Linked DNA regions of Homo sapiens: region 2 is linked to region 1. Evidence: read pairs that join two places in POLR2A ChIA-PET (ENCODE). Cell type or tissue: Panc1. All regions are shown on one strand. Links, peaks and the distances in the headings refer to the core of each region. The heading gives the core; the rest is flanking DNA.

Evidence for each region. Peaks named below come from ENCODE experiments on the same cell type or tissue, not always from the same donor. Only the 100,000 strongest peaks of a DNase experiment are listed, where the experiment ranks them.
Region 2: POLR2A ChIA-PET joins it to region 1 with 6 read pairs; 2 of 35 experiments call an interaction of 5 or more read pairs at or near these places.

The regions. Positions count from the first base shown.
Region 1 is chr5:142,303,830-142,306,741 of GRCh38, reverse strand. No RefSeq gene overlaps it. Among named protein-coding and RNA genes, the nearest start is that of SPRY4-IT1, 13 kb to the left of the region's middle. In Panc1, for the core only: no CTCF peak of the experiment used is centred there; no DNase peak of the experiment used is centred there.
Region 2 is chr5:142,507,366-142,510,277 of GRCh38, reverse strand. No RefSeq gene overlaps it. Among named protein-coding and RNA genes, the nearest start is that of FGF1, 180 kb to the left of the region's middle. In Panc1, for the core only: no CTCF peak of the experiment used is centred there; no DNase peak of the experiment used is centred there; H3K27ac peaks cover 382 bases.

The DNA.
Region 1 (2,912 bases), core at 264-2,763:
GGTCTTATGTTGCCCAGGCTGGTCTTGAACCGCTGTTCTCGAACTCCTGGCCTCAAGCAGTCCTCCCTCTTTGGCCTCCTAGAGTATTAGGATTACAGCTGTGAGACACTGTACCCCACCTGGGTGATGTTCTAATTAGAATCAGCAGTTAGATTGCTTCTATAATATTAATAAGCCCTCAGGTAACAGTGGCCAAGTGGCCTTATAAAATAATCATTACAGTAATTATCACTTCTGAGTACAGATGCATTATCATTTATATACATAGAGAGACAGAGAGAGAGAGAGAGAGAGAGATGGAGTCTCATTCTGTCACTCAGGCTGGAGTACAGTGAGTGGCATGATCTCAGCTCACTGCAATCTCTGCCTCCCAGACTCAATTCTTCTGCCTCAGCCTCCTGAGTAGCTGGAATTACAGGGTGAGCCACCCCGCCCGACCATCATTTACAATCTTGAAAACAGTCAAATTAGGTTGATATAATCAACCCCATTGTATAGAGGAGAAAACCAAAGGTCGGAGAGATAAAGTCACTTGCCCAAGGCCACACAGCTGATAAGTGGTAGACCTGGAATTTTAACCCGAGGATATGCCTCCAAAGTCAGTGCACTGCTCGCTAAGGCCCCCTCTTTGAGATCAATTCAATTCGCACCTGCCCTGGGTTGCTTTCCTGTGTCCCCAGAAAGAGGCTTCCTTCCCACTTGTGCTTCTATAGAAGTTGATAGAATATGTAGTTTGTTTCAACAAATAACACATAGACTAATCAAGATAGGACTTGAGCCCAGGTCTAACCACTGAACCACAACAACGCTGTTCTCAAACTGATCTCAGGAAGGATCTTCTATTACCACACGACATTGCTTTTGGCCAGCTTTCCTGATTTCTTCTACAACAGAAAGAATAATTTGGGCTGTGATGGCCAGAGACTATTTGGGGAAGGGGCAATAATCTTACAGAGAAGAGAGGGGGCTGTAAATTGCTTCAGATAATTCAAAAAGTCAGGGTCTGGCTGGGCATGGTGGCTCACACCTGTAATCCCAGCACTTTGGGAGGCCGAGGCAGACAGATCACTTGAGGTCAGGAGTTCGAGACCAGCCTGGTCAACATGGTGAAACTCTGTTTCCACTAAAAATACAAAAATTAGCCGGGCATGGTGGCAGGTACAGACCGCTGCTTGAGTCACCACTCTGCTACCTTCACTAGCTGTGATCTTGGGAGAGTGACTGCCCTTCTAATAATAGTTGGCACCAATAGTAATCCCAACTACTGAGGAGGCTGAGGTGGGAGAATCGCTTGAACCTGGGAGGCAGAGGCTGAGTGAGCAGAGATCATACCACTGCACTCCAGCCTGGGCAACAGAGTAAGACCCTATCTCAAAAAAAAAAAAAAAAAAAGTCAGCATCTGGTGGCTTTGTGGAAAAGATGTATTACACAGAGACAGAGGGGTGCAGGCCACTCCTGCTCTTCCAGGGGCAAAGACACATTCCTCCTGTGCCAGCCTTGGAGTCAGATGGATGGGGCAGGACCAGAGAGCCAAAGCAGCTGGGGTGCAGTGGAGGGGGTAGGAGTTGGGGAACCCCATGTTACAAATAGTGCTCCACTCAACCCTGCCAGGCCACGCCTTGACCATTTCCCTGGCCAGCCCTGGATTACTAAAGCACTCTAAGATGCACCTCTAACAGGATTCAAGAACTAGTGTCCATCTAGCCAGGGCCAGTTCCCAGAGTGTGCCTGGCATGGGCCTTGGTGCTCTCTGAGAAGTGACTGCTCCTTCCACGGGCCACTCCTCTTAGAACAACATGGTGGGGAAGAGCGCACAGAGCCTTACAGCCCGCTGCGTGGGCCACTGCTCTGCCGCCCTCATTAGCTGTGATCTTGGGAAAGTGGCTGCCCTTCTAATAGTAGTTGGAAGATTAGATTGTGACTTTGCACAGCACTCAGCCCAGCACTGACAACTGTTGTTAATATCTGAAAGACTGGAGAGCAGAGAATAGAAGAACTCGCCTCTCCTCTCCTCTTAGCCTCAGTTTCTTCATCTTCAGCCTGGCAGTCTGGACCACGTAGGCAGGAAGTCACAAGCTTTTGGCCCACAGTGTTTCAAAAACTGTTGGTTGTCATCATTCAGAAATTAAGAGGTTTCAAATTACGATGAAAACTTTTCTTGAAAAATACCGAGAGCTGCCCTGCTGGGCCCCCATTCCCTAAGGCAGCGATGGGCTAGAGCAGAAGGGCAGCTTCCCTTCCCAAACCAGGCACAGCCCTTCAGTCTCCTTCAGCAGCTCTCCCAGTTAAGTGCCACTGCCCAGTTCCCCTGGGCTGGGTGCCCGTTGCCATCAATCATTGTGTTTGCACCTTGATGTCTCTTACGCCTCGCCTATTTTCTCATTTCTGCTACCCGCTGGACTCTCCGCGCTTGATGCTGGCTGGCGTCAGGTCTGACTGGCCTCCTTGGGCACTTTAAGTCAAACCATCATAATGTCCCAACCCCCGTCTGGTGGCTTCCTAAGGATGCCCACCCCGCAAGCCTGTGACTCAGATGCAGTTTCCAGAGTCATCATCCCAGAAAGGACTGAGGTTGTAGAGGCCAGTGGTTCCTAGCCCAGAATTTGTCTGTGTGTTGAGGCATTGGGGGTTAAAGAGGGAGGACTGTTGGTGAACCTTTTGATATTATAGATAAAGTTCTGTGTGTTTGTGTGTGCTTTTTTTCTGAGGGACGCTTTCCAGATTCTCAGAGAGGTAAGTGGCCTCCCCAAAATGTGAGGGTTCAATCACTGGTTTAATCCACCTACTTCTGTTCTGTGGATGGAGATGTGAGACCCTGAGAGGAGACAAGCGGCTTGCCCAAGGTCCCACAGAAGCTTAGTTGCAAAGCCAAGAACAGCAGCCAGGTTTTCTATCTCTCTAGGAAATTGTG
Region 2 (2,912 bases), core at 177-2,676, 200 kb before region 1:
AAGCTACCAAGTCAGTGGTAATCTGTTACGGTAGGCTTCGGACATCAATGCCAATCGTTTATGTCTTCCCAGATGAAGAAATTGAGCCCAGCAGATGAAGTGACTTGCCCGCGTTCACATACTTAGTAAGTGGCAAGCTGGAATTTGAACTCAGGCAATCTGGCATGAAGTCCTTGTTCTTAACCACTACATTCATCCCTGGAATGTATTTAATTGAACACCTCCTATGTGTCAGGTATGATAGATGCTGGGGATACAGCTATGAACAAAACAGCCAAAAGTTCCTCATGAAGCTCAGGTGGGAACTGAGGTTCAGAGAGGCAGAGTGATTTGCCTAAGGTCACAGCACAGTTGGTAGAGGTGGGATTTGAACTGGAGTATCCTGACTCCAGGGTCCATTCTCTGCTCTCTAAAACAAAATGGGAGCCACTGGCCCAGGCAGCCTCTGTAAACTATAAGAAAAAAAAATGGGGATGAGTAGTGGAATGCAGCAGCTGTCCCCCTACCTCTGAACAAGGTCCCTTGTCAGTGGTGTTCACTCAGGCTGCCTTATGATGGTAGAAGGAACAGTAGGTGACCGGGGAGTCAACTGGTCTACCACAAGGCAGAGGCAGAGACCTTCTTCTACCTCTGTTGTCAGGATGGCTCAACATCTGGGGGCATTTTGAGGAGCTGGTGAACTTCAATGTCAACCCTCCAGACTGCAAACAGGCTAAGGCATCTGACCCAACTCTTCCAGCACCAGGGGCAGGTCTTCTCCTAAATTTGCCACGGAATAATCTGAATTCCACCTGGAGAACAAAATGACTTATTAAGTGAAAGCAGACGTCATTCTCCAGGTCCAAGGGTAAAAGCTCTGAGGGTGCATCTGCACTTTCAATGAAGCAGAAATGTTGTGTCCTGAGACTTCCAACACCTAAAGATAAACACATTTGAGGGGATGGAGGTGCCAGAAGGAGCCGGAAATGTGCTTTTCAATTTTTTTTTCTTCCTTGGAGAGAAAAACATGAAAAAAGGAAAAGGTAATTTAACCTGAATAAATGTGATGCAATTTCCTGTTTTGAATTAAGTTTTAACTAGAACAATTGCAAAAGCAAAGAAGGCAAAGGGAACAGAATGAGGGGGATAAAAGAAAAAAAAGGGAAAGATGAAAAAAGTAGAAAGAAAGAGACAAAATAGCAAAGAAATTTTCTTTTCCATAAAAGAAAAATATATATATAAGATGAAGTGGCAAGGGACAGTGATGGAAGATAACAGGAAAATGAAAGGGAGAGACTAAAATCGAGATACCGAAGCAGAGGAAAAGCAGAAAAGAAGGATGGTAATTTTCTGTGTCAGTTTTCCAAATGACTCTCTCCACCTGGGGCTCTGGCCACCCCCTCCCTTTAGCTGCTGCTCAGGGACTCTTTATCAGTCTATTGAAGAGGCAGGAGGCTATCAGTTTACAAGAAGAGAGGAAGCAGAGGAAGAGGAAAGAAAGCAGACAAATTACTAAATGAGGAAGCCAATTATCCAGTGCACCATACTTCAAGCTGTCAGTAGGCTGCTATTCCTCAGGCACCTTTGAGCAAAGTGGGACTTAGAACTCTAGAGCTTGCTGCCATCTGGCCTTTCCAATAAGATAATCTATACAGACTTCCCCTAGCACATTCACATCAAATTGCCAGCATCCGGAACACAAGCTCTCCAACCCAGAGACCTGTATTCCAGTACCACCAGCACACACACAATCACAAAAGCAGAAGAGGTCTCCAAATAAAACTGCCCAGGGTCCACTTTGGTTTCCTACCTGGACAACTAAAGCGTTTATCTGGAGGTTTCTGCTGAGTTCTCTAACAGCAACAAACATAAAAAAGCCAAAAGCAATAGGCATTTGCTTCGGTCAAGCAGCCAAAGATGGTACAGGGTAAAAGATCTTTTGCGACTGCCAAAGGCCAGTGCATGGAAGGCAGCCCGGCGCACGGTGTCTTAACTTACGGAGATTTCTTTAATCTTACATAAAACCCTGACAAACACTCCTGCAGAACAAAGTAAACATCATCTAATCTAGCTGTACGACAGCGGCCACATACAACTTGATGTGGGGGGTTGAGAGCCAAGAAATGTCAGACAGGAAGGAGATCGAAACGTCTGGAAAGGAATCCAGTCAGTCAGTGGCAGAGTCCACTTTGGAAGAAATATGAATTACAGAAAAGAGCTGAGCATGGGGCAGATAGCACAATAACATCGGCACCTTGAATAAGCTGCCTAACACGCTCTGGCAGTGGAGACTTCTGAAAAGTTAATATTTATGATATACTAGATTTTCTTGTTCCCTCAAGAAAGTCATGTGGCGTGGTTGGCTTGAATCTGAAAGAAAGCTAAGAACCTCGAGAAAAGGAAAATGTCAGGTCTGTAGTCGTCAGCTCTGTAGTCATCAGGTCCCTGAGGAATAATAGATACTGACATTTCAGCAACTACAACTCTGAGTCCGGCTGAAAGCAGAAATGGTGAATCGGTTTGTCCCCTCACCAGCAGTCTGCATAATTCTGTAAACAACTCTCCTTCTCTATAGAGAGAGGCGACTATAACTCTGGAAAACATTGACAGAGACTAATACACCCACCTTCATGCTCCACAGGGTAAAACTGATTAGTCATAGTCACAGTTCCTATGACAACATTTTTCAGTGTGAGGCCTGCGGGCTACCTGTATCGGAAAAACCGGGGGAACTTGTTGACAATATCCATCGCTGAATCAAAATTTCTTGGGAGTGGGGCTCGAGAATCTACCTTTCTGAAGTAGCTCTGTTGGGGATTCACATGCCCTCTAGAGTCTAAAAAACACTCTTCTGTCTCTTGTTAATGATGGAAACTTCCCTTCCTTCTTTCTCTCTCCCTCCATCCATTACAATTTTCACCTCAGGCACTGTG